2 separate regions of the Homo sapiens genome follow, and region 2 is linked to region 1. The links are chromatin loops, found by intact Hi-C in ENCODE. Cell type or tissue: heart right ventricle. All regions are shown on one strand. Each heading gives the region's core, and the rest is flanking DNA. Links, peaks and the distances in the headings are about the cores only.

Evidence for each region. Hi-C counts contacts between places; a loop is a spot of excess contacts. Peaks named below come from ENCODE experiments on the same cell type or tissue, not always from the same donor. Only the 100,000 strongest peaks of a DNase experiment are listed, where the experiment ranks them.
Region 2: it touches region 1 in a loop (20-fold over the local background); 1 of 110 quality-filtered maps calls a loop at or near these places.

What each region holds. Positions count from the first base shown.
Region 1 is chr1:29,154,496-29,159,879 of GRCh38, reverse strand. SRSF4 (serine and arginine rich splicing factor 4) reads left to right here. Exons shown (of 6, transcript NM_005626.5): 3 at 394-506; 4 at 4,970-5,184. Among named protein-coding and RNA genes, the nearest start is that of SRSF4, 25 kb to the left of the region's middle. RefSeq lists an enhancer at 2,996-3,497. In heart right ventricle, for the core only: no CTCF peak of the experiment used is centred there; no DNase peak of the experiment used is centred there; H3K27ac peaks cover 1,270 bases.
Region 2 is chr1:28,065,173-28,070,556 of GRCh38, reverse strand. The region is part of intron 1 of EYA3 (EYA transcriptional coactivator and phosphatase 3); the gene reads left to right. Among named protein-coding and RNA genes, the nearest start is that of EYA3, 21 kb to the left of the region's middle. In heart right ventricle, for the core only: no CTCF peak of the experiment used is centred there; no DNase peak of the experiment used is centred there.

The DNA.
Region 1 (5,384 bases), core at 152-5,151:
GATTAAACTGAAATAGGTGCCTGAAAATCTTTTTTTTTCCATATAAAATATTCACAAAATGTTTAATCACTGTGAGTAACACCAGTAACTGATTTAGTAATTTGGTTACTTATTTCTAAATTGTTAAATTGTTAATAGTTTTAAATTTATGCATGTTAATCTTAAATGCAAATATTAATGAATATGTATACTTACAACTTTTTAAATTAAATGTTTATATTTAGCTGATTGCTTCTTTAAAAATCTATTTTAGAATTAAGGGTGGGAATAGAGTTAAAACGTGCTATTGTTTGGGGTGGGGGTAAATAATATATTTAAGGGGGGGTGTGTGCTGTGTCATTTTTTTTCCTTTTCTTCCACTGAAATAATCTTATTTATTTGAACCTTCCAAAGGTGGATATGGTTATAGAAGAAGTGGCCGAGATAAATATGGCCCTCCTACTCGCACAGAGTACAGACTTATTGTGGAGAATTTGTCAAGTCGGTGCAGCTGGCAAGACCTAAAGGTTTGGGCCCCATTAACCTTTTGGGGTAAGGTTGGGCAGGAGTTAAAGTTGGGAAACAGGTAGATTTGTGCAGGCCCAGGCATACACAAAATACAGTGTTATATGTTTGAAAGCCTGCACAGAGCTGGAAATAATTAAAGTGCCATATGAGTACAAAATATATCAGAATTATATTCCTGCTATACATTGTGGGACCATCATTCTAAGGACACATTTGTGAGTTTGGTTTGGTTTGGTTTGGTTTGGTTTGGTTTGGTTTGGTTTGTTTGAGATGGAGTCTCGCTGTGTTGCCCAGGCTGGAGTGCAGTGGCACCATCTCTGCTCACTGCAGCCTCCGCCTCCCGGGTTCAAGCAATTCTCCATCTCAGCTTCCTGAGTAGCTGGGATTACAGGCACCCGCCACCATGCCCGGGTAATTTTTTTGTATTTTTAGTAGAGACGAGGTTTCACCATCTTGAACTCCTGACCTTGTGATCCACCCGCCTCAGCCTCCCAAAGTGCTGGGATTACAGGCGTGAGCCACCGCGCCCGGCCTGATTTTGTTTTGTTACAGAGTCTCTGTTGCCTAGGCTGGAGTGCAGAGGCACAATCATGGCTCAGAGATTGGTTGTCACTATGTTACCCCGACTGGTCTCGAACTCCTGGCCTCAAGTGATCCTTCAGTCTCAGCCTCCTCAAGTGCTGACATGACAGAAACCTGGCCCAAATGTGTGATAACGAAATTTCTCTCTGTAAAGAATGTTTGAAACCCTGTCTCTACTTAAAAAGATACAAAAATTAGCCGGGCGTGGTGGTGGGCACCTGTAGTCCCAGCTACTTGGGAGGCTGAGGCAAGAGAATTGCTTGAACCTGGAAGGTGGAGGTTGTAGTGAGCCAAAATCATGCCACTGCACTCCAGCCTGGGCAGTAGAGCAGGACTCTGTCTCAAAAAAAAAAAAAAGGGTTACAAGAAGATGGCAGTGTAGCTACTCACCAGTCAATAAAATGGTTGAAACCATCAGTGTTTCCTGCAGCATTTGCTATAACATGCAAATTCACATCAGCTTCAGTGTGTATCCTTACTGGTGAAATTGACAATCTGACCCATGTTTTTTCATAAGGTTTTTGATGGAATATTTGTCCTGAAAGAGGTTTGGTGTCAAGAATTAAGATTCAGTGCTAATGTTGGCCATCCAGTGTACTGGTTCCAGCTTTTTTTTTTTTTTGAGATGGAGTCTCGCCCTTTCGCCTAGGCTGGAGTGCAGTGGCGCCATCTCAGCTCACTGCAACCTCCGCCTCTGGGGTTCAAGTAGTTCTGCCTCAGCCCTCTGAGTAACTGGGATTACAAGTGCATGCCACCATGCCCGGCCAATTTTTGTATTTTAGTAGAGGCGGGGTTTCACCATGTTGACCAGGCTGGTCTCGAGCTCCTCCTGACCACAAGTGATCCACCTGCCTTGGCCTCCTAAAGTGCTGGGATTACAGGCGTGAGCCACTGCACCCGGCCCCACTTATTGACAACAGTGTTTTTAATCTCAATAGGAAGAAAAACTTACTGAGCAGTATCATAATCTGAATGGTCTTAGGAGGATGCATGAAACAGGTTTTGTTTTCTGTCTCCCTTCTCGCTTTTTTTGGCCATATTTAAACAAGTCATCTCTAGCCAAATGAGTGAAGTGTATTTAGGTTCAGGAAAGAATAGTTAGGAATCCTTTACATTTGTATAGTTTAATTTAAAGCACTTTTTTGTTTTTCTTTTTAAAATTTAATCCCAGCAACCTTCAAGTAACATGCAGAAGAGCTGGGACCAGGACTCCTGACTCCCAGTCTGCTGTTTTTTCAGGTGCATCATGCTTATCGTCAGCACCGTAGCAGACCTTTACTGAATGTCTGCCAGCAAGATTCTGCTTGCTGAAGGAATGACTCCAGTATTCTGAGAGTTAGGGATTGAACATCATGGGTAGAAACTGGAAAGCTACTCTCTTCATCAGTAGAATGCTAACTCGTCATGTAGTGCCACTAAATGTAATATTAAATTAACTTCTTAGAAAACCTCTTAATTTTTTTGTTAGAACAGAGCTTAGTTACTGTTGGGGGAAAGGCTTATGGGGTGCCTGTATAAACTGGCCATAAAAATATGGGACAATAAATTGTGCAAAGCCACAAGAGGCCTCTTGTGGGAGGAGGAAAGCCTTATCACCATTATGTTCCCATGCTCTCAGCAAGACTTGCTCTCTTATCCATAAACACTGTGTTCAAGGAGAAAGACACTCCTTTGAAGCACTGGAATGTGGCCAGACATGCAGGCTCCTAGTTAAGCTCGCTCCCACCAGCTACTCTCCGATAAGTTAAAGATATGCTGTCTAAGCACAAAGGAGATTCATTTAAACTGCCACTGCTGTAGATTACGTGTATGACGCACTGCCTTCCTTTCAGCACTGCCTGCCTTTCACCGTTTCGTCCTGAATGTCTGCTTCTTAGATCTAAGTGATTGTACTCAGTAAATAGTGTGGAGACCAGAACTCTGAGCCTTTTGCAGCCTCCATTTTGCAATTGGCCCCCTGGCCCCCACTCTTTATGCACTCTTAACCTCTCTCTTCTCATTCCTTCGTCGCCACCAGACTTTGGGTACCCTACGGGTGGTGTTGAGGCTGGTCCCCAACAGTTACCACCCTTAGTTGGTTCTACATGTCTGTACCTTCAGGCAGTTCCACTCTCAGGAAACGAGAGTAATAGATAATTGAGCAGATTTCCTAGCTCTCAAGGTGGCCAACCTGAATAGAATCCTGGTTCTGCCACTAAGGTCACTTACATGACCCTTAGCAAGTTACTTACATCTTATGCCTCATATTCCTCAACTATAAAATGGGGTTAATACTAATTTCTACTCAAGGTTATTGAAAGAATTTAGTGAATTTTATATATAAAAAGCCTAGAACAGTTTCTGGCACAATGTATGTTAGCTATTTATCAAGGAAATGCAAAAATAAAACAAATTAGGGGATATTAGTAGTTTAAAAAATAAATTTTTTTTTTTTTTTGAGACGAAGGTCTTGCTCTGTCGCCTGGGCTAGAATGCAGTGGCACAATCTCGCTCACTGCAACTTCCACCTCCTGGGTTCAAGCGATTTTCATGCCTCAGCCTCCCAGGTAGCTGGGGTTACAAGCGCCTGCCACCACGTCTGGTTGATTTTTGTATTTTTAGTAGAGACAAGGTTTCACAAAGTTGCCAGGCTGGTCACAAACTCCTGACCTCAGGTGATCTCCTGGCCTTGGCCTCCCAAGGTGTTGGGATTACAGGTGTGAGCCACTGCACCTGGCCAAAAATAAATTTCTTTTTGTTCTGTTTTGTTTTGTTTTTTGAGATGGAGTCCCGCTCTGTCAGCAGGCTGGAGTGCAGTGACACTATCTCGGCTCACTGCAACCTCCTAATCATATCTCCTCTTATTTATATAATGCTTTAGCATTTGTCTAGGACATTAGTTGTATTCTCTCATTGAACCATAGGAAGTCCTCAAAGAGAATGAGGAAAGAGGCCTGTGGTATTGAAGGGACATGATGGTTATAAACAAATAATTTGTCACTATAAGATTTAGAAAATGGGCTGGGCACAGTGACCCATGCCTATAATCCTAGCACTTTGGGAGGCTGAGGCAGGTGGATTGCCTGAGCTCAGGAGTTTGAGACCAGCCTAGGCAATATGGCAAAACCCCATCTCTAATGAAAACACAAAAAATCAGCTGGGTATGGTGGCGCGGACCTGCAGTTCCAGCTGTTGGGGAGGCTGAGGCACAGAATCACTTGAACCTGGGAGGCAGAGGTTGCAGTGAGCCGAGGTCACATCACTGCACTCCAGCTGCCTGAGCGACAAAGCAAGACTCTGTTTTTTGTTTGTTTTTAAATTTAGAAGATGATAGCTAACTGAAAACTTCTATATTCACACAAAACTTTATTTTTTTGTTTTGAGGTAGGGTCTTGCTCTGTACCCCAGGCTGGAGTGCAGTGGCATGATCACGGCTCACTGCAGCCTCAACCTCCTTGGGCTCAGATGATCCTCCCACCTCATCCTACTGGGTAGCTGGGACCACAGGCGTGTGCCACTACACCTGACTAATTTTTTCAATTTTTGTAGAGATAGGGTCTTCTGTGTTGTCAAGGCTGGTCTTGAATTCCTGGGATCAAGCAATCCTCCCGCCTCAGCTTGTCAAAGTGCTGGGATTACAGGCATGAGCCACCACACTTGGCCCCAAAACTTTATTTAAAGGAACAATTTAATGTGTATTTATTGTCTCTCCCACCCACCTAATATGGCTGGTGCTTTAAAGAACCTCAGTACATGATTGATGGGTAGATGAAAATATTTAAGAGTAAACTTTATTCTGCGGAATGCTGGCATTTCTTAAAGGAAAAATTCACTCAGATGATTGCATTAGATATTTTAGCAAAACATATCCTAATGTAGTCACACTTTTTTTTTTCTTCAGGATTATATGCGTCAGGCAGGAGAAGTGACTTATGCAGATGCTCACAAGGGACGCAAAAATGAAGGGGTGATTGAATTTGTATCTTATTCTGATATGAAAAGAGCTTTGGAAAAGTTGGATGGAACTGAAGTCAATGGGAGAAAAATCAGATTAGTTGAAGACAAGCCAGGTTCCAGACGACGCCGGTCCTACTCCAGAAGCCGGAGTCATTCAAGGTACTGTTGATGTCTTTTGTGTGTTGGAGCTCATCATAAATTCATTAGTGAGCACATAGATAATTTATTTACATTTTCCTGTTGAGTTCTTAATAACATGATTCCATCTGGTTCAATAACTTAGAATTTTGAACTGAACATTTATTTGTAAAACTCTTGAACTCTTAGGTCATGAGTACAAATAGAAGTCCCTTCTCTTA
Region 2 (5,384 bases), core at 164-5,163, 1.1 Mb after region 1:
GGAGTCTCACTCTGTAGCCCAGGCTAGAGTGCAGTGGCATGATCTCGGCTTGCTGCAACCTCTGCCTCCTGGGTTCAAGTGATTCTTCTGCCTCAGCCTCCGGAGTAGCTGGAATTACAGGTGCCCACCACCACGCCTGGCTAATTTTTGTATTTTTAGTAGAGACGGGGGGTTTCACCATGTTGGCCAGGCTGGTCTCGATTTCCTGACCTCAGGTGATCACCTGCTTTGGCCTCCCGAAGTGCTGGGATTACAGGTGTGAGCCACCGCACCCGGCCCCTTACTTAGATTTCTTCATTTCCCACTTTCGTTTTCAGTTTGTCTGTTTCATTCAGTGGTCAGGAGATGGTCAACAAGCCCAAACAGAGAGGTAATAGCAAAACCAAGCAAACAAAAAACATAAACTTTGCTATTTGTATTAGTTTCTTGTGGCTGCCATAACAAATTACCCCAAACAGACTTTGAGGCTTAAAACAACAGAAATTTATTCTTTCACTTCTGGAGGCCAGAAGTCTGAAATCAGGGTGTTGGCAGGACTGAACTTGCTCCAGAGGCTTTAGGGGCAATCATCCCTTGCCTCTCCCAGCTTCTGGTGGCTGCTGACATTCCTTGACCGTAACCCTCCAGTCTCTTCTTCCATTTTCACATTGCCGTCTTCTCTGTATGTGTGTTAAATGTCTGCTTTTCTCTTATAAGGATATTTGTGATGGCGTTTAGGGCCTATGTATAATCTCATCTCAAAATCCTTAATAACATATGCAAAGACTGTTTTTCCAAATAAGTGAACATTCACAGGATCTGGGTATTAGGCTATGGACCCATCTTTGGCTAGAAATCTATTTCATGATAACTGTGTGTATATGTGTTTGGGAAAGGGGATTTCCCCCCTCCTCTCTTCCTCTTCTACCCCCTCTTTCCCTTCCTTCCTTCTCCTCTTCCCTCCCTTTCTCCTTTCCCTCCCACCCTCTTTTTTTTTCTTCTTCTTCTCTCTCTTTTTTTTTTTTTTTTAAATAGATTGGGTCTCTTGCTGTGTTGTCCAGGCTGGTCAACATACCAGATTACCAGATTACTCCTGGGCTCAAGGGATCCTCCTACCTCAGCCGCCCCTTCCCACTTTGACCCCAGCCCCAGTTAAAATTACTTGTTTTGGCCGGCCATGGTGGCTCATGACTGTAATCCCAGCAGTTTGGGAGGCCGAGGTGGGTAGATCACTTGAGCTCAGGAGTTTGAGGCCAGCCTGGGCAACATGGTGAGACTGTCTCTACTAAAATACGAAAAATTAGCCGAGTGTGGTGGCATGTGCCTGTAGTCCCAGCTACTTGGGAGGCTGAGGCAGGAGAATTGCTTGAACCCAGGAGGTGGAGGTTGCAGTGAGCTGAGATTGTGTCACTGCTCTGTTTCAAAAATAAATAAATAAATAAATAAAATTACCTGTTTAATTAACAGTAAGTCAGGCTGGGCACTGTGGCTTAAGCCTGTAATCCCACTTTGGGAGGCCAAGGCGGGCGGATCACTTGAGACCAGGAGTTCGAGACCAGCCTGGCCAACATGGTGAAACCCTGTTTCTACTAAAAATACAAAAATTAGCCAGGCATGGTGGTGGACACCTGTAGTCCCAGCTACTTCAGAGGCTGAGGCATGAGAATCGCTTGAACCCAGGAGGCGGAGGTTGCAGTGACCCAGGATTGTGCCACTGTACTCCAGGCTAGGTGAGATTGTGACACTGTACTCCACCCTGTCTCAAAAAATCAAAAAACAAACAAACAAAAAAACCCAGTAAATCAAAGTCTGTACATTTTAAATTAAGGACTTACGGTTATAAAGAGAAATCAATTTGTTTTTGTGGGTTTTTTTGCTAGCCTGTACAGGGAGTTAATACGTAGCATAAAAAGAATGTCAGGGAGCTCTCTGAGTCTGAATCTTTTCTGATTCTGAGGGCTGCCAGATTCAGAAGTAGCTCTTTGTTCAACTAAGCTCTTTATTCCTCTAAAGAAAAAAAAAAAAGGAATGTTATTTTTGGATTTTTAGGAGGTCCTTAAAGTGCCAATCCATACATTGAAAAAGAAATTTTGAGTTTAAATTTAAAATATTTAAAAACGTTAAGAACATGATGTTATATCATAAGATCAAAGTAATGTAACATAGGATAGAGATGTAATGAAAGAAAAGGAATAAGTAGCCTAAGGTAATAATATTAGGAATGTAATTTTTTTTTTTTTTTTGAGATGGGAGTCTTAACTCTTGTTGCCCAGGCTGGAGTGCGGTGGTGCGATCTTGGCTCACTGCAATCTCCACCTCCCGGGTTCAAGCGATTCTCCTGCCTCAGCCTCCCAAGTAGCTGGGATTACAGGTGCCTACCACCACGCTAATTTTTTTTATTTTTAGTAGAGACGGAGTTTCACCATGTAGGCCAGGCTGGTCTCGAACTCCTGACCTCAGGTGATCCACCTGCCTCAGCCTCCCAAAGTGCTGGGATTACAGGCATAAAGGAATGTAATTTTAAAAGGGAGGGTTTTATGCTCAATTCCACATAAAGAGGACAAAAAACTTCAGACAAGGGAGTTCAGAGTTTTGGATTCCACCACTGTTTCTGCTGCTTACAGGTTCATGAGGCAGTGCCTTCTCTTTTGTTTAATTTCCTCAACTTTAAAATAAGGATTACATTTAATGATCTGTGATACTCTATCCTTTGTAGCATCTTTTGTTATATATTTTCTTGCATTTCCAAGAGAGAATCGTGTCTGTCCAATAGAGTGAAACCAAATGTGAAGTCTCTTCCAATAGCAAATTCTTTAACTATTGGAAGTTCGTTGCTTTTGCTTAGAGCTGTAAAATGAACCAACCCTGAGTTTGTGTACAGTGTCTAAATAACTTCTTAGGAAAGAGATGACACAGCCAGAAAATCAAATGAATCTTTCTGCCTATACTGTTGTCACAAACAGGGTAAGATTTTTTAGGTAAGGCAAGATCACTGTGATTTGAAATGCTTTTCCCTCAAAACTGAAATTTTTTTTCTAATGGAAAAAGTTGGGGGCAAGAATGAAGAATTTGTGTCTAATTTTAGCTTAATGTCTTGAACATTTTTTATATAAGCATTTAAAAATATGTATTTAAACATTTTACTATACTTTTAAATGTAAGCTTTGTATCTGCTTTTGATTCTTATCAAATTATATGTAAGCTATTATTAAACTAACATAAAAACATGTATTCACCTTTTAAATAAGCTTGTATTGAAATAGTTTACAGTTACAGTGTAGTTAAACTTATTGTTCACATGTTGTTTGTTTCTCATTTTTCGTTTCTGTAGACAACAAACTTATACTATTTTTAAAAGTAGAGTTTGCTTCTTTCCCCCCTGTATGTAATTCTTGGGTGAGCACCTAAGAAAAATTATTCAGATTAGGCTGTGGCCAATCTTATGACCTCTTTTATACTTTATCCAGGAACAGTCTGAAGACACATATGATTTTACAGCTGTGCCTGACTGAATATGTCTTTATCTTCTCATAACCCAGATAACACTTGGTTTTATTGTTTAGATTTTTTTTGGTAGCTTAATATGTATGAAGTCGTATCTTAAGAATATTGCAATTTATATTTCTCCAATTAGTAGTGAGACAGTCTTTTTTCTCAAGTGCCGATTGAATCTCTGTGGTTTAAACTGCCTGTTTTTATCCTTTGACAGGTTTATGAGTTAGTCATTGTTTGCTCCCTAATAATAGATGATCGGGAAATGTTGAATTGGTTTGGTTTATATTATAAACATTGTTTTATTTATCATAATTCTTGCAGATATTGCCTGAATTTATAATATTTTAATCTTAGATTTGTTTTTTTCATTGCATGAAAGTTTATTTTACATAATTGGATTTGTCAAATTCTTGTTTATGCTTTCTTTGAATTGACCATAAATTCATCTCTTTTCCATAGTGAGATAAGCTTACTGTTCTGTTTTCTCCAAAGTTTTTTGAATGTTTAGTTTTTTAATATATTTATAATTACTTACAGCATATGTTGATGTGGATATTTTTTGCATGTTGGTATTCAGTTTTTCTGACAATGTTTTCTAAATACTGATTTTTTCTCCATTTATTTCATATTTTAAATACTTTATAGATTTGATCTTTTTTTGGCATTTCTAATCTCTTAGGGTTTTTTTTGTATTTTTTATTGTAAAATATACGTAAGATAAAATTAACTGTTTTAACCATTTTTAAGTAAGGTAGTACCCCCACCATCTGTAGTTTTGCTTTTGGCGGTTTTAGTTACCTTCTATCAACCTTGGTCTGAAAATATTAAATGGAAAATTTCACAGGCAAATAATTCATCAGTTTAAAATTGTGCACTGATCTGAGTAGTGTGATGAAGTCTCTCTCCATTTTGCTCTTTCCTGCCTGGGTCATGAATCATCCCTTTATCCAACATATTCATGTTGTAGACACTTCCCGCCTGTTACTCACTTAGGAGCCGTCTTGGTTATCAGATCATTTGTTGAGGTATCTGCAGTACTTGTGTGTTCGAGTAACTCTTTTTTGTTTTTTTTTTTTGAGACAGAGTTTCACTCTTGCCCAGGCTGGAGTGCAATGGCGTGATCTCAGCTCACTGCAACCTCCGCCTCCCGGGTCCTGGTTCAAGCAGTTCTCCTGCCTCAGCCTCTTGAGTATCTGGGATTACAGGCATGCGCCACCATGCCCAGCTAATTTTTGTATTTTTAGTAGAGATGGGGTTTCACCATGTTCGCCAGGCTGGCCTTGAACTCCTGACCTCATGATCCGCCCGCCTCGGCCTCCCAGAGTGCTGGGATTACAGGCATGAGCCACTGCACCCAGCCTGAGTAACTCTTATTTTACTTAATGGCCCTGAAGAGCAAGAGTAGTGTTGCTGGCAATACAGATACACCAAAGAGAAGTGCATTAAGTGAAAAGGTAAAAGTTCTCCACTAAATAAGGAAAGAAAAAAAATCATATGCTGAGATTGTTAAGATCTACGGTAGGGCTGGGTGTTGTGGCTCACACCTGTAATCCCAGCACTTTGGGAGGCCGAGGCGGGCGGATCATGATCCAGACTATCCTGGTCAACATGCTGAAACCCCGTCTCTACTAAAAATACAAAAATTAGCTGGGCGTGGTGGCACGCATCTGTAGTCCCAGCTACTCAGGAGGCTGAGGCAGGGGAATCGCTTGAACCCAGGAGGCGGAGGTTGCAGTGAGCTGAGATCTCACCACTGCACTCCAGCCTGGTGACAGGGAGAGACTCCATCTCAAAAAGAAAGAAAAAAAATCTATGGTAAGAACTAATCTTCTGTCCATGAACTTTTGAAGAAGGAAAAGAAATTCATGCTAGTTTTTCTGTCACACCTCAAACTCCAGGTTTTGGCCACA